Regions from separate parts of the Homo sapiens genome. Here region 1 is linked to region 2. A link is an interaction called in ENCODE POLR2A ChIA-PET data of the cell type or tissue named here. Cell type or tissue: Panc1. All regions are shown on one strand. Links, peaks and the distances in the headings refer to the core of each region. The heading gives the core; the rest is flanking DNA.

Region 1 (9,070 bases), core at 553-8,552, 85 kb after region 2:
GGGGCAGGCAGGGTTCTGGAGGGAAGCCAGAGAGGCCAGAGGGGTCACAGTTGAATTGCTGGGCCCAGTAAGAGGTTTGCATAAGATTGGTCTTCTCAGACTGGGCACAGTGGCTCATGCCTGTAATCCCAGCACTTTGGGAGGCCAAGGTGGGCGGATCACCTGAGGTCAGGAATCTGAGACCAGCCTGTCTGACATGGTGAAACCTCATCTCTACTAAAAATACAAAATTAGCCTCGTGTGGTGACGTGAACCTGTAATCCCAGCTACCTGGGAGGCTGAGGCAGGAGAATCACTTGAACCCAGGAGGCAGAAGTTGCAGCGAGCCAAGATCCCACCATTGCACTCCAGCAGGGGCAAAAATAGTGAAACTCCATCTCAAAAAAAGAGACTGGTCTCCTCAATCAGAGATGATAAAAAAGAAAAGAGAATATACTACCACTACGATTTTCTAGTAGTTAACAAAACAGACATACTGCCTTGACTTGCCTTTGCCAAGGTTGCTGTCACTCTAGCATTCGATAATGCTGGTAACTCAAAATGCATCCCTGTCCCCAAGAAACAGTTTTGGGTCAAAACTAGGAGTTGGCAAAAATTTTTTTGTAAAAGGCCAGACAGTAAATATTTTTGGCTTTGTGGGTCACTACTCAATGCCACTGTTGTAACTCAACCATAAAACATGAAATTTCATCAATACATGAAAGAATGAACATGGTAGGATTCCAGTGAAATTTTCTCTACAGACAGTAAATTTACATTTTATATAATTCTTACCTGCCATGAAATATTATTCTTCTCTTGATTGTTTTCAACCATTTAAAAATATTTTTAAAATTATTCTTAGCACACATGTTGTACTAAATAGGCAGCAGGCTGGACTTTGCCCGCAGGAGACAGTTTTCCAACTCCCTCTATAAACAATGAATATTAAGAATGATAAAACTGGTGAGTTATGTTTAGTGGAAAACATTCACCTTATTTCTAAGTGTAGAAAGTCAATTCTGTGGTAACCCCAATGGATTATTTTAGTTGTAGAAATAGTTGGCCCCATTGGTTCAGATATTCACCATTATTTAAGTCACAAATTGAATGTGCTTCATTCATTCATTCTTCAATAAATATTTATTGAGTGCCCACTATGTCCGAGGCACTGTATGAGGTACTAGGATAAAAAAGCAAATATTCTGTAAATTCATTCCCAAAATAAACCTCTGAAAATTACTTTATACTGTTCCTTCAATCTGCTTGGGATTTTGAATTTTTGGCAGTCGATGATTAACAAAAGGAGATGGTGTTAGTCCAACTCTGAGGTATTATTAACTCAAGCAAAACAAAAAAAAAAACAACATTTAACATGAATGACAATAAACCTTCATATTCAAATGAGATAAGAAGCCAATACATGTTTTATTATTTTCATAAGGGCTGGCTGAATTAGAAATAACTATAATAGTTTCAGCTGGGGAAAGGATACTTTGTATTACCTTATCATTTCTAATAGCATAAAATTAATTTTTAGTTACAGTGATTAAGTGTAAGTTTCTAACCTTTTGGAAAATAATGGTGACAGTGCATTAATCTATTGCAAATCAGGAATTAGGGCATCGCAGGGACAATCATTATCAAAGTATATTTACTGACTGCCTCTTAATTGCCTAACAAAATAACTCTGCTCTTATTTCAAAATAAGCGTGTTTCAATATGTTTGTAAGCTTTGATATGACTTGATGTTCATCACAGTTCTATCTATAATAGTGGAAAATTAGAAATAACTTAAATATCCATCATGAAAGGAATAAATAAATATATAATGGTATATATTATGGATCCACCAGACAATGGAATATGGCTATTACAAAAGATGATTCTAAATCAATGGCCACTACTGAAGAAAGATATCTACAATATACCAAAAACTTTTTCAGAAAGCAGGTTATAGGCCAAATGCACAGCACTTTGGGAGGCCAAGGCAAGCAGATCACCTGAGGTCAGGAGTTTGAGACCCGCCTGGCCAACATGGCAAAACCCCGTCTCTACTAAAAATACAAAAAATTAGCCAGGCATGGTGGCACACGCCTGTAATCCCAGCTACTCAGGAGGCTGAGGCAGAAGAACCTCTTGAACCTGGGAGGCAGAGGTTGCAGTGAGCCGAGATCACGTCACTGCACTCTAGCCTGGGCGACAGAGTGAGACTCCATCTCAAAAAAACAAAAACAAAAACAAAAACAAAAAACAAAGAAAGAAAGCAGGTTACAAGACAGCATTAATAGTTTGTTCTAATTTATGTAAGGTCACATACATTAGAACACTAACCAAATTTTTATAAATTATTACTCCCAGGTGGCCAGAATTTGGGGATGATTTTTACTGCCTTTAAAAAAATTTTCTCTATTCTTTGAAATTTTTACAATGAACATGTACTGGGCGCCTAAATAAATAAAGAAGATTTTTTTCATTATGTAATCTACAAAACTAAAAATCAGCAGGACTTTTATGATTAAAATGACCAATAAATTATCATTTCAGTGATAAAAATAGTAACAAGTATATGAGGCTTGTCGGGATGGCAATCCTGTGGTCGTAATAGCTATTGAAATTACCCCGGCTGGGTGTGGTGGCTTACGCCTGTAATCCCAGCACTTTGGGAGGCCGAGGCGGGTGGATCACAAGGTCAGGAGATTGAGACCATCCTGGCTAGCACGGTGAAACCCCGTCTCTCCTAAAAATACAAAAAAATTTAGCCAGGCATGGTGGCGGGCGCCTGTAGTCCCAGCTATTTGGGAGGCTGAGGCAGGAGAATGGCGTGAACCTGGGAGATGGAGCTTGCACCACTGCACTCCAGCCTGGGGGACAAAGCAAGACTCTGTCTCAAAAAAAAAAAAAAAAAAAAAAATCCCTAATGTGAACATTTTTGGGAATGCAATCTATTCCCATTATCCTGCCTTGAACAACACTGTTTCATTTGAAAGCTTCAAGAATATCATGTGCTTTGCTATCCTCTACGTGCCCATTGTCTTCAAGAAACTCAGCATCCTAGCACGAGAAAGTGTTGAGATCAAGTCTAAATCACTCATCCTACAAATAAAGGAACTAAGCCAGAGAGGTGACATGACCTGCCCAAAGCCCCACAGCTAAAGCTATAACACAATTTCTCTCATTTTTGTGCCAGTCATAGAAAGTTACCTTGAACCCATCATCAGAATGTCGTAGTACACTAGAAGTCCCACATGAAACCAAACTAAGATCATGCTGGAATGTATTGGCATCCCAGCCTCCATTGTATTCATAGAGCTCTGGGGAGTGTAATGCTGAAGGACTGGAGGAAGACCCAGACACACATCTGTGATGCTGCACTTGGCAAAAATGGGGAGGTGGAGTGACATCGAGTCTCTTAGACGCACACAGATTTGGAAGAAAGAAGCTTCTGCCTGTCATACACTGCCCAGGCCTTAAAAAAAAAACAATAAAAATACTTACACCATGCATTCACAGACAGGTTCAGATGTGACATTGTGCAGCTGTTTATTAATAAAGGGGTAACATTTGAAACAAAAGAAGTAAATACAATTCTGTAGTATATGAAGAACAGAGAACGTAAATGTAAGGCTTGGGTGAAGGAAAATATTCAGTCAAAGGTAATAACAAAAGCTAATAGCTATAATTGATTGAGAACCTACTACACACTTTACAGAAACTATTACCCCAAGTTCTCACTACAACCCACAAACCTTTGTTCTTCAATCAATACTGCTTCCCTGTCAGGACAAGTCAGAGTGAAAAGAAAAGACCTCAGACATCACATCACTGGAAGGCAATGGAGAAGAAAATGTTAAAGAGAAGGTTATTGCTGTCAAGTGGTGCTCTGAAGCTTAGAAGGATGAAGACTGTGAAAAGCCATTGGATATGGTGTTTAGGACATTTTCAATGTCCTTTTAGAGTTTTATTCTCCCTTTTGTCATGTTACCATGAAATCTGACCTGACTTGGCTAGCCGAATTTAATCACTAGGATTGAACTAAGCCTACAGTAAGTGTACTATTTTCTGGAAGTAAATGATTCATCTGTATGAGGTAAAGGAAATTTTCCAGGAAGAAGAGTTGCTATTTAGCAAACGCCATTATGCATATTATAGTAGTTGTACTCATTTATTGACATGTATTAACTCCTTCCTTTAGTGAAGCCAATTTGTAAGATCTATAAACATGCTTTGTAAATCATACCCTGTTAATTTCCCCTCTCCCATCCCTACCTTCTTACTTAAATCAAGTGCAGACAGGCTCAGTTAAAAAGAATCAACTACCACAAACAAGGCATGACTCTCTGGCCTGTTTCTCTGCACCAGACTAGCTCTAAACTGCTTTTTGTCAATCGGAGGTTCAGGTTCATATGTAGTTTGCAAACCTGTTATCATTATTCCCCTTCAAGTATTGTTGTCATTCCTATTTTCCTGCTTTTCTCTTATCTACTTAATATTTAAATTCCTGATGACACTCATTCTACTACACCATTCTTACAATCGCAACATTTTCCACATCCATGTAGAGATTATTCATTGCACATTTTCCCAAAGTGTATTTTCTTAAAATTAGAGCCTAGATCAGTAGCATCCAATGGAAATACACGTAATTTAAATTTTTCTAGTTGCCACAATAAAAAGTTTTAAAGAAGCAGGTAGGCCAGGCACCATAGCTCACACCTGTAATCCCAGCACTTTGGGGGGCCCAAGTGGGTGGATCACTTGAAGTCAGGAGTTCGAGACCAGCCTGGCCAACCTGGTGAAACTCTGACTCCACTAAAAATGCAAAAATTAGCCGGGCATGGTGGCACACACCTGTATTCCTAGCTACTCAGGAGGCTGAAGCATGAGAATTCCTTGAACCTGGGAGGCAAAGGTTGCAGTGAGCTGGGATTGTGCCACTGCACTCCAGCCTGGGTGATAGAGCAAGACCCTGACTAAAAAAAAAAAAAAAAAGGCAGGTAAAATGAATTATCCAATGAACTATTGTTTTGGCATTTAATCAACGTCTTAAAATTGTTACAGGTATATTTTAGATTTTTTGTACTATTTTAAAAATTCATTGTGTATTTCACATTTATAGCACATCTCAATTCCAAAAGTAGCCACATGTAGCTAAAGGCTGCCATATTGGGCAGCTTAGTTCTAGATCCTGAATGAAGGTGTTGAACAAGATCAGACTTTTAGCTGAGCCCTCTGCTAAGGTTCTCTCCATCCTCATCTCCCTCGTTCCCCCACCATCACCCCAATCTAGAAATAGTGTTCTTTCTTGGGCCCATTTTTACAACTAAATTTGTAGAAGCTATGTCTTAGACATTTCCACAATCTCTTTCCCACCTTAGACTTTTCCTTATCTCAACCCGTTCATTTGATTAATAGGAAAACTGATGCTCAGAGAGATTGATAATCGACTCCGGGTCACACAATGGTTAGGAGCAACGATCTAAATTCAGTCTTACTGATGACCAGGTCAGAGCTCTTCTGACTACTTTAAGAACTGAAACTCTTCTCTTCCCCCTATTCCTCCCTCAGGGCTCAGCCTTCCTTTAAGACTCTCCCACAAGAAAGAGTTGATCTTACCCTCCTACTCAGACATTAAGTTTAGTGGCCAGAACTAACTGATCTTTCAAGGACAACAGGTGGATTTAGGAATTGCTCACTGGTAGCTCATACCTGGCAACTTTTTATTTCCTTTAATGTAAGGCTAATAATTCCTTCACCTAAGAAGAGAGGAAAGATCATTCGCTGGCCAACTTATTCTGCTACATACATTCATTTATTGTATTTATTGTGGTAATCTCCCCAGGTGCCATTGGTAATTTGATAGTGTTGTTTACTTGTGGTTTTGGATTTTTTTTACAATGAATACATGTATTTTTGTGCAAATAAATAATACATGTTAATAATAAATGAATGTGGCTAATATATTTTATAAAGAGATAGTCTGATGATCTACTCTGGTTTAATTCTCCCAGATCTATTAGTAGAAGCCTTTTTTTGTTTTTTTTAACCACTTTTGTTAATCATTAAAATATTTTCCAAAGGTAGAAATGGAGAGACAATGCAGTTTTGCACTCTGAGCCCCTACTATATAAAAATCACTCATCAGTATAAAATGGCCTCACAGTGATTCAGGTTGAGCACCCAGTACTCCACTTAGATTTCTATCAATGCAGAACGTGACAATACTTGATCAGTTCGGCAATGCTAAGAGTATTTTTGACCTTTCCTTCTTTCAGCTTAAAAAAAAAAGTGAACGAGATAGCCTACAGGCAGATCCTAATATCAAATGACCAAAGAAATTGGGAAGGAACACATTCCATGCATTTTAATATATGTAAATACATTTCAAGCATTTTAATATATGTAAACACATTTCATGCATTTTAATATATGTAAATACATATATTGAATATCATGCATTTTAATATATGTAAATACATATATTAAATATATTGTATAATATATATTTAATATACATTATTTTGTCTTAGGTAATTTTAAAACCCTTTTTATTAATCATTTCAACAGAAAAAAAAGTAAGGTTCCCACACATCTCATCAATCTGTCTTGAATAATTCATACTTCAGCTTTCACTATACAATTGGTAATATGTTCATGTAGAAGTGGGAAAACAGGAACCATATGTTTTCTTAAGACTTTCAAGTTCACCTTCCACACCATAAGAAAATGAAGCCTGAATTTCCCTAGACTGATCCTATTTACAATTTGTAATTTTTTGGTACACGTACACAGAGCTTTAAAATAGCTATGTTGATGTTTCAGTTAAATCAAATTTCACACATTTTAAGTTCACTAATAGAGCTTGCAATATAAAGGAATAAAATAATAAACACTTTTATAATTAAAGTTGGAAAGATCAGGTTTACATTTTTATGTGTTCAGATGTGCATGTTATTTTTACTTCATTAGGGGTATACCTGTAGGTTGGAAGATACAGAAAAGATACCTAAAAAACACCGTTGCTAGCAATGGAATTGATACTTGAGTTCCTCAATAAACTGGTATTTACAGGTGTATAGTATGCTCTTTCTGTATCTCATGGAGGAAACAAATTTAAGAACAAGTGTTCCTGAGAAGAGATTTTGGGGGGATCATGCAGTGCAACCTCCTTCTTCACTTCAGAAGAAACAGCAAGCATTTTGATTTCAGTGCAGAATGTCTGCCACATGACAGTATTCTGAAGTTTGTTAGATGGTGGAAACTTAATTTTTTTTGTGGAAACCTATAAAATGCCGATATATTTATGTTTCCCCTGGCAGAACTTTTACTAGCAGAAAATATTACTCTATTTTATATATATATATATTCACATATATATACACACACATATCTACACATGTATATACATATATACACACATATATACACATATATATACACACATATATATACACACACATATATATGTTATACTCTACCTTAACTAAAAGGTTGTTAAACTAAATGCAGTGAGTTATGTCAGAGATTTTCTATTAAAATTTGTATGCCACCTACTCGTTTGATTTCCTGTGCTCATCAGCAAATAAGCAGTAAAAGATGACAAAGATTTAAGAAAAAGTTAGGCCAGGCATGGTGGTTCATGCCTGTAAACCCAGCACTTTGGGAGGCTGAGGGGGGCAGATCACCTCAGGTCAGGAGTTCAAGACCAGCCTGGCCAACATGGCGAAACCCTGTCTCTACTAAAAATACAAAAAATTGCCTGGCGTGGTGGCGGGTGCCTATAATCCCAGCTACTTGGGAGGCTGAGGCAGGAGAATTGCTTGAACCCGGGAGGGAGAGGTTGCAGTGAGCCGAGATTGCACCATTGCACTCAGCCTGGGGGACAGAGCGAGAGTCTCCCTCTGTCTCAAAAAAAAAAGAAAAAAGAAAAAATTAAAGGGAAGGTGAACCTAATGTAGAAATTCCAAGTTCTTTTAATTTTTTTCTAGAATTAAGATGACACCAACATTATTTCTTATCAGCCGTGGCACCTCTGTGCTCCCTGGGAGCATAGTTTGTTCTTTTCAAGAATGCTAAGTCCGCTCTTATTTGGTATAGCATAGATAAAACATTTGAGTAACTATTTTGGTTTTGTTTTCAACCCACTGTGCCAAAATCACGTGGTTACTTCATGTACCTTATGTTCTTTAAAAGATGGTTTTAAATGAAAGTGTTTTGAGGATATATGCCTTCTTTTAATGTTTTTGGGCAATTACAATAATGAAGGCTAATTTTGAAAAGTACTCAATTAAAAAGCAATTGAATATGGGAAGTGATTTTTTTAAAGGCCCTTTAAGAGTAGACATGTTGGCTCTTCTTGATTTCAGAAGTGTTTGTATATAAAAGAATTGTCCATGACGTAATTCTGAGTGGGAAAAAAAAACTTGCAGATTTTATTTCATATGCAAAATAAAGAAAAAAAGAGGTCTGGAGTAAAATAAAAGTTGTTAAGACAATTTACTCCAGGTGGTAAGAAAAGAACTTTAAGTTTTTATTTTAAGGATTTTCATATCATTTAACTATTTTTCGACACATTTGCACAACTTTTTCATTTCTTAAACCTACAAACTTTAAGAAAATTTTTTGCTGAATTTTTTTGGTCAGGTTAATTCACTACATGGTTTACAAACAAGTAATTTTTAAAAGTTAGGTGCCAGATAAAACATTGTTAACAAATAGAAAATTAGACTCAGACAGTACAGAGTGAACCTTTGAAATGCTGTTGTTTGATATTCTGCCTTTGAATTTCTTTCTCCATATAATTGAACCTTTGCTTTGTACATGGTATGTGTTCAATAATTATTTATGATTGTCTTTTTTTTTTTTGGCCTACAAAAATAGCCATCTTAGGCCGTGCATGGTGGCTCATGCCTGCAATCCCAGCACTTTGGGAGGCTGAGGTGGGTGGATCACAAAGTCAGGAGTTCAAGACCAGCCTTGTCAACATGGTGAAACCCCGTCTCTACTAAAAATACAAACAAAATTAGCCAGGCATGATGGTGCACGCCTATAATCCCAGCTTCTCAGGAGGCTGAGGCAGAAGAATCGCTTG
Region 2 (9,070 bases), core at 770-8,769:
AAACCTGGCTTGCAATTTGTTTATTGTTAATATCTGATATCAGAATTTCTTGGAATCTTGAAGCTATAGCTCAAATAATTTAATCACACACACACACACACACACACACACACACACACACACACAATTATGGCTCAGTGTTCCAGAAAATGTGTACCTTCTCACCTAGTACCAAGTAGAAAATTAAAACTTTCCAAATTAGCTGGGCATGGTGGTGCATGCCTGTAGTCCCAACCACTCAGGAGACTGAGGCAGGAGAATCACTTGAACCCGGGAGGCGGAGGTTGCAGTGAGCCAAGATCGGGCCGCTGCACTACAGCCTAGCAACAGAGCCAGACTTCGTCTCAAAAAAAAACAAAAACAAAAAAACTTCCCTTCCCCCAAAGCAAGCTAAAAGATTAAACACAGGTTGTTAATACTTACAGGTACTAAATATTTGCATCCAGACCCAAGATAGCTCTAAAATAAGCAACTGGTTAAGTGGAAGTATCACACTATCTGCAATAGTAAATACAAGTCCAGAGCCACTGACATCCATAAGATCAATGTGGGAAGGGGAATCTAAAACAGAGGGACAATGGCTCCTAAAAGAAAAAAACCCTGTGTGTAAATTGCTTATCATCATGGCTTATAACATACTAATAGTCATTAGCATGACAACCAGGTAGCAGTTGCTCACTAAGAACGTACCTTCAGATTTATATGCACTTAATGGATATACATATATGGTAAACGTAAGACTGTGGTGTAAAGTCCTTTGCAGGTTTGCTTAAAGGAAGAATTTTATTTTTCAGTTGTATAAAAGCTAAACATAGTTCTAAACACAAGTTCTCTCTATTCTCTGAGGGTTGTGAAATGCACACAGCTCTCTTCTTTTGATAAATATCAATGAAAGTGAAAGAGGTTGAACAGCAATCCCTGATCTTCCTTCCTTATCTCCAGTATATTTCAGTCCCAAGCCACATCCCAAGAAAAGAGAAAGTAGGGGTGGAATGAGGAGAAAAAAAATAGGTCCAGAATCACTCTAGGGCAAAGGTTGATCCTGGCAACACACAGATATATTATTTGGCCCACCTATGTTTTCAGATGGAGAAAATTTACATTTAAATATATCCAGATTTCTGGCCAGATGCAGTGGCTCGCGCCTGTAATCCCAGCACTTTGGGAGGCCGAGGCGGGTGGATCACCTTAGGTCAGGAGTTCGAGACCAGCCTGGCCAACATGGCAATACCCTGTCTCTACTAAAAATACAAAAATTAGCTGGGCGTGGTAGCGGGTGCCTGTAATCCTAGCTACTCGGGAGGCAGAGGCAGGAGAATCGCTTGAACCTGGGAGGTGGAGGTTGCAGTGAGCTGAGACTGTGCTATTGTACTCCAGCCTGGGTGACAGAACAAGACTCTGTCTCAAATAAATAAATAAATAAATAAAAATAACAGAATATCTAAATTCCTTTGCTCACTTCAGCTAGAGTTGAGTACCTCTTGCTACCCATAAATAGGACAGCTGTTCTCTAGTTCACCACAATCTTGAGTTGATCCACTTTAGTCATGTCTGTTACCTGCCAGACCCTATAGGCATGCAGGTTTACCACTCAGGTAATCTCATAAATTACTATATCGCATAAAAGCCTCAGATAAAACTATCTGGAACTTCATGTATTTACAAAAGATGCCTTAAATTCCACAGTTTTCTTTCAGGTATTTTCTGGGGTGGATTGCAAGACATGGAAATTTTTCTTATTTATATTTTTCTCTCTCATAGTTCATACAGCACCTGTCACATAAAAGGCACTCAATAAATGTTGATTGTTACAAACTAAAGGGAGAATGGACCATAATAACACTCACAGAGCTAATCTGCTTTGGACATCTTTGATTTACTCAGAGCCAAATCCATGGATCCAGGATTAGCCTTAAATTGAAAAGGGCCTGGAATGTAAGGGGATTACAGAGGTTGTGTTGCTGTGAAGGTCAAAAGTCAGACCAGTTCTCTGGGAGCAAATTTGTCTACAGTGAAGAAAGGACTTGCCTCAGCATTAGGAGTCCTGGATGCATTGATTACATAAATAAATTCTATTTATTGTCTACTATGTGCTAAGGGCTATGGATAGAAATATGAACATAACAAGGTCCTTTAAGGAGTTCAGAAATCAAATACATAGTTTCCATGAAAGCCATGTGAATGCATGTCATTTGACCTTTTCAAACTCACTAGCAAAAAAAAGGGGGTGGCAAATCTGTTTGTTGGGGCTTACTTCATGATACAGTAAGAAACAACTGAAACAATGGGATTGTAAACCTTGTGAACCGTAAAACATTGGCAACAAGATGGTAGAACTGGATTCTTCCTGCTTTTGTTTCTTAGGATGCTAATATTGCAGTCAAAAAAGTAAGCATGAGACACAACCTGCCCCAAATACAAAGAAAATGTTGCAGTTTTATAGAAAAATGACCTCTGAGAACCTTTTGCATGCCAGTTGGGTTCCTCAAGCAGACAAATGATTTTTTTTTTTAAATCAGGGTTAAGAGGAGAGAGGTGCCGGCATGCTCAAGGTCGCCAACCCCCACCTGTCCATCTCTCCCATATTTTTCTCACCTCAAGCTTAGAGAGGTGAGCATAATTCCAAATATGTTTCCTATAGTTGGGAGTAACACAAGACCGTTGCCTGACTCCCACCAGAGGCATTTAAGGTAGAGAGTGGATGGTCCACCTGGGGAAATCTGGAAGTAAGAGATGGCCTGAGCAGTCACTTTCGTGGTAGATCTAAGGGGAAGCTACTGTATTGGGACTACATTGCTCACTCCAAATTTGCCTGCACAAGAGATACGGGATGTTTCCTGTTGACTAGAGTAAGCTACCTGAGAGAGAGATTGGCCTCTGTTACTCCTGTGTCCTATCAATTCGGGCCACATGGAGGTGTGAGGTGACCTCAGTAGAAAGAGGCTGGGTTCCAGCCAGACTCAGTAGCTCATGCCTGCAGTCCCAGCACTTTAGGAGGCTGAGGTGGGCAGATCACGAGGTCAGGAGTTCGAGACCAGCCTGACCAACCTGGTGAAACCCCGTCTCTACTAAAAACACAAAAATTAGTTGGGTGTGGTGGCTCGCACCTATAATCCCAGCTACTCAGGAGGCTGAGGCAGGAAAATTGCTTGAACCCAGGAGGTGGAGGTTGCAGTGAGCCTAGATCATGCCACTGCACTCCAGCCTGGGTGACAGAGTGAGACTCCATCAAAAAGAAAAAAGGAAGGAAGGAAGGAAGGAGGGAGGGAGGGAGGGAGGAAGGAAAGGAAGGTAGGGAGGGAGGAAGGAAGGAAGGAAGGAAAGAAAGAAAAGAAAGAAAAAGAAAGAAAAGAAAGAAAGAAGGAAAGAAAGAAAGAAAGAAAGAAAGAAAGAAAGAAAGAAAGAAAGAAAGAAAGAAAGAAAGAAAGAGAAAGGGAAAGAAAGAAAGAAGGAAGGAAAGAAAGAAGCCGGGTGCGATGGCTCACGCCTGTAATCCTAGCACTTTGGGAGGCCGAGGCGGGTGGATCACGAGGTCAGAAGATCGAGACCATCCTGCCTAACACGGTGAAACCCCGTCTCTACTAAAAATACAAAAAATTAGCCTGGCGTGATAGCGGGCGCCTGTAGTCCCAGCTACTCGGGAGGCTGAGACAGGAGAATGGAGTGATCCCAGGAGGCGGAGCTTGCAGTGAGCCGAGATCGCGCCACTGCACTCCAGCCTGGGTGACAGAGCGAGACTCCGTCTCAAAAAAAACAAACAAAAAAAAAAAAAGAAAGAAAGAAAAGAAACGAAAGAAGGAAGGAAGGAGAGACAGAAAGCAAAGAAGGAGGGGAGGGGAAGGGAGGGGAGGGAAGGGGAGGGGAGGGAACGGAAGGGAAGGGAAGGGAAGGGAAAAATTTTCCCTGGAGGTAAAAATGAACTACGGGAGAGAGAAGTCCAGCAAGGGAAGAGCCCCTGAAACTGCCACATAGGAGAGAGTCCATTTTTCTTCCATGTCTTTGCAGCCAGGATCTCTAAGGGGGACTGTCTTTAACCATCTGCCAGGTCAGAGAGCCAAAGTTACCTCACCAAGTGACAATGGTTCTATCCCTTTATTTCTCCTCTCCCAACCCTGCTTTTGAGCCTAGGAAAGTGGTGAGCAGGAAGCGAGAAGGAGGAAGAAGAGACAAACTCACCTCTTCTTCTACTGCAGGCTTCAGACTAAAACAGGACATAGCTAGGCGGGGAGAATTGATATCAAGTTGTATTTGGAGTTCTGACCTTGCATGGAGCTGGACAGTGTTAAGACTGAATTAGGTCTGTGTCTGTGACTTAAAATGATTGTAGGACTGCTTTTTACCTGACTAAACAGAAAAGACATGAGAATAGCCCAGATATTCACCCAAGGTCAGGTGAATATTACCTTCCCAACCCCAACTAATACAAAATTAAGGGAGGGTAGAAAGCATACACAAAGATGCATTTGATCAAAATCCACACATCGTGCACCATATTTGCACCATATAAACAAGAGTTATTCTGGTATGAAGTAGTGTTATTTTCTCTTCCTGAAAAGTAGCTTTCATAGCGAACTATTGCTAAAGTTGCCATAATCGTCTTTTTCAACTTTCTTATTTTTAAGATGAAATATAGGTAAAGCCTACTGATAGAATGATAATGTTTATGGATCATGGTGAAGGTCCTGAAGTTGAAGTGAAATCATTTTTGAAGAATTATAAGTAATGAGAGAGATCTAACATGACTGACTCCATCTTGCTTCTAGACTGACTCCATCTTATTTGTAACCTCACAGACTAATCTTTTTTTTTTTTTTTTTGCTTATTCTAGCACTGAAGCCAAGATAAATTTAGTTTATTAAACTTAAACTTAGAGACATAGGAAACTGAACATCTCCTTGTTCACAGATTGAAGCTGCATTTGTAAGACAAGTTTAGAATTATGGGAAGAACTTGAACTTTGCTAAAGAATAGGCATAAACAATGACCTGCCATTGCTTAGCTTGCTTTTCTATTAGTTGCTTACCACTCCAGAGTCACGTAATCAGGGGTTGTAAGATTTATAATTTCCCCAACTACTCCTATAGATAACATCAATATTGTGAAACCTACAGAACTGGTCTTTGAGATCTTTTCCAAATTTAGCATTTTGGTAGACCAAGTGATGCCATCTGGTCCTCAGACCCCCTCTTGGGAACTAACTCAACTACACAAAGGCAGTTTTAAACACCCCCGTGATTTCTTCCCCAGATAATCAATTGTTTCAGTTTCCCAGCCCCTGCTTACCAAAGTACCCTTTAAAAAAAAACCCTAGCCTTGGCTGGGCATGGTGGCTCATGCCTGTAATCCCAACACTTTGGGAGGCCAAGGTGGGTGGATCACTTGAGGTCTGGAGTTCAAGACCAGCCTGGCCAACATGTTGAAACCCTGTCTCTACTCAAAAAAATTAAAAAATTAGCCAATGGTGGCAGGTGCCTGTAATCCCAGCTACATGGGAGGCTCAGGCAGGAGAATCACTTGAACCCAGGAAGCAGAGGTTGCAGTGAGCCAAGATCACACCACTGTACTGCAGCCTAGGCAATAGAGCTAGACTCTGAAAAGAAAAAAACTAGCTTTTTAATTCTCAGGGAAGCAGATTTGAGAAATACCTCCTGTCCTTCCACTTGGCTGGCCCTGCAAATTAAACTCTCTTTGCTGCAATACCTGCCGTTCTTAGTGCATTGGTATTTCTGGGAAGCAGGCAAAAAGAACCTGTCAGGCTGTGACATATGTCAGCTGAAGAGGAGCCTTGAAAACACTTTCATTAGGAAGTTTTGTACCTCCCTAGTAATATTAATTCAGCTGCTCCCCTTGAAATTTTAGGGCTTCTTTCACATTTTGGAAACAAGAGTGGTCGCCCTATCATGCCTCATGCCTCAGTGGTCAAGTTTCTGTGATCTGTCAGTCAAGAGGAATCCTTAGAAGCACCAACTGGCCCTACTTGGCAATGAAATTGAGTGTAGATAGGATAATTATGCTATGCACCTGTGCCTCTCTGCTATCCTAATAAAATCTCAGAAATAATGTCCCCATTTTCCCCACACTACCTTACTCAAGAAATTTCTCACTACCTTACTCAAGAAATTTAAAACTCATATAAGGAAAATGTAAAAGAAAAAGATCTGTGCTTCAAACAAGAATTACTCTCAAGATTCTGCCATTTGGATTATTCCTCATAAATTTCTAATCTGCCCAGCCTGTGATTCATATAGTAGCTGAAATTGAAATCTGTGAAAGAAATTAGGATTACTCCCTTACTTCAGCCTTGAAAAAAATATAGCCTAAAGGAGTTTTGGATGTAGATTTTGTATAGAAAACAGGCATTTAAAAAAAAAAAAAAAAAAGGCCAAGCGCAGTGGCTCACGCCTGTAATCACAGCACTTTGGGAGGCCGAGGCAGGCAGATCAGGAGGTCAGGAGTTCGAGACCAGCCTGACTAACATGGTGAAACCCTATCTCTACTAAAAATACAAAAGTTAGCCACGCGTGGTGGCGTGCGCTTGTAAACCCAGATACATGGGAGGCTGAGGCAGGAGAATCGCTTGAACCCAGAAGGTGGAGGTTGCAGTGAGCTGAGACTGCACCACCGCATTCCAGCCTGGGTGACAGAGTGAGACTGTCTCAAAAACAACAACAACAAAACAAAACTGAGGATTATAAAAGTGGAAAAGGAGAAGGAAATATCCTCCTTCTCTCCAAAGGTGCATTTCTACACTTACAACTCTGATTCCTTTGTTTCTACCTTTCCATTTCCATGCTCCCATACTTCTTTGTAGAACAGCCTAAATGTTGCGGAAAGCACCTTTCTTAGCTTCTGCTGTGTTACCTTGAAGCCACAGTGCTTACCTTTTAGACAGTTATTGCCGCCTTCTTCACCGTGGCTAATTGTCAGGGACAGAGATGTTTAAAAAACAATCACTTTAGTATCATGAAGATCACTGCTAATTAAATTCAACCAGAGTATTTACTGTTTGTTGTCTATTCTTTATCATGCATTTTCTAAGATCTTCTTATCCCTGAGTGAATTATACCAAAAGGCAGCAGATTGTCTGAGCCTCAGGGGAGATTTTTCCCAGTTTGCATTTTTGTTGTTGTTCTTATAGCATTACTCTTGATCATTTGTTAAAGAAAATATTTTTTAAAAAAAATTTACAATGGAAATTTTAAATTTTGAGAGAGTTGATATTTAATTAACACTTACCAAATGGTATTAAGTAAATATATATGCATAAATATGTTATTCATGTCACTGTAGAGACATATTGCATTTAGCCATGCAGGTATACCAACAGGCTTAGAAGAAACTGGGACAATAAATTGAAACAAGCACTTTATCAGAACATTTGAGCAGCTGTTTACATAATATTATATGCTTAAAAGAAACATTAAAGCATGGGCCATGCTCCTAGAAACCATAACATTTAGTTGAATAGATCTGAATATTTTGGATCTCATGGACCAATAGTTTTTTGGGAAAGGAAGAATGGGAGGGACAGACAAAACAAAGAATGTCAATTTTTTATTGTTTTACTAAATAATAAAAATGGTTAACTGTATTAGTCAGGATTCTCTTAGAGAGTCAGAACTAATAGGCTATAGATACATATATATATATATATATATGAGATATATATATATATGAGATATATATATATATATGAGATATATATATATAAAAAGAGGAGTTTATTAAGTATTAATTTACATGATCACAAGGTCCCACAATAGGCTGTCTGCAAGCTGAGGAGCAAGGAGAGCCAGTCCAAGTCTCAAAACTGAAGAACTTGGCATCCAATGTTCGAGGGCAGGAAGCATCCAGCACAGGGGAACGATGTAGCCTGGGAAGCTAGACCCATCTCTCCTTTTCACATTTTTCTGCCTGCTTTATATTCACTGGCAGCTGATTAGATTGTGTCCACCAGATTAAGGATGGGTCTGCCTTCCCCAGCTCACTGACTCAAATGTTAATCTCTTGGCAACACCCTCACAGACACACCCAGGATCAATACTTTGTATCCTTCAATCAAGTTGACACTTAGTATTAAACAACACAAGTCTACCCCTTGTCAACTTGAACCCATACAAATCTCCTGAGATCATACATAATCTTCAAATAAAGACAATAATGAGCGAGCTCATAATTACACCTAACATAATACAACTGTCCTTTGTACAACCAGAAATGCACCAATCCCAAACCCAAAATACTATTACATAAAGTTAGCAATACTTAAATGCTGATATGAAGTCAATAAGTCTTATGTCACGTGATAAAGGAAAAGGAAATAAAATGAAGATATTTTCTTAGTGCAAGTGTGTACATGCACAAACATGTTTTTAACAAAAGAAGGAGGAAATACTCATGACAATTACCGTCCTCGTTTCTGCAGCTGGTCACATGGTCATAGCTAGTATTGATGCCTACCTTCTTCTACTACCCATCCTGTATTCCCTTTGCCTTCAGCAAGCACCTCAGCAGGTAGTGGCTTTTTTCCTGGTGGAGTGACCCGAACCTTCATTCCTGAGGGGTCTAGGTCATTTGTAGTCCTGCCTGGATTGGACTGTTGTAGTGTCTCATTGACATTAATCACAAGGCATAGCAATACTAAGAGATGCCATAATGGATCTTTTGTATTCCATGTGTACTCTTCTTTACCTCTGTTGTGGAGTAGTAGACTGATTTCATCTTGGTAGTAAGGGTCAATCACCCCAGCCAACACTGTAACTCCCTTCTTAGCCTGTTGACTTAAAGGTAGGAGGAGCCCAAAGTGTCCAGGTGGCAATCTTAACTTCTGGTTTAATGGAATCGTTGTTGTGTCTCCTGGTGGCAGCGTTCTTTCCTCTGGAACTAAGACCTCTAGGCCAGCAGAACATAATGTCATGGGAACAGGTAGCAAAAATTTTGCTGGTGGATAACTAGGGGTGATGTTGAGTGGTGCCACCTCCACTTCCATCCCCTGATTCCTGGACCTGTGAATCCTGGCTATGGGAGAAACAGTACCATATATTGGACACTAATTCAGAGCATACATGGC

Evidence for each region. Peaks named below come from ENCODE experiments on the same cell type or tissue, not always from the same donor. Only the 100,000 strongest peaks of a DNase experiment are listed, where the experiment ranks them.
Region 1: POLR2A ChIA-PET joins it to region 2 with 13 read pairs; 3 of 35 experiments call an interaction of 5 or more read pairs at or near these places.

What each region holds. Positions count from the first base shown.
Region 1 is chr9:72,402,234-72,411,303 of GRCh38, reverse strand. No RefSeq gene overlaps it. Among named protein-coding and RNA genes, the nearest start is that of ZFAND5, 42 kb to the right of the region's middle. In Panc1, for the core only: no CTCF peak of the experiment used is centred there; no DNase peak of the experiment used is centred there.
Region 2 is chr9:72,487,092-72,496,161 of GRCh38, reverse strand. LOC105376080 (a long non-coding RNA gene) reads right to left here. Exons shown (of 3, transcript XR_929925.3): 3 at 8,853-9,070. Among named protein-coding and RNA genes, the nearest start is that of TMC1, 30 kb to the left of the region's middle. In Panc1, for the core only: no CTCF peak of the experiment used is centred there; no DNase peak of the experiment used is centred there; H3K4me3 peaks cover 605 bases; H3K27ac peaks cover 3,118 bases.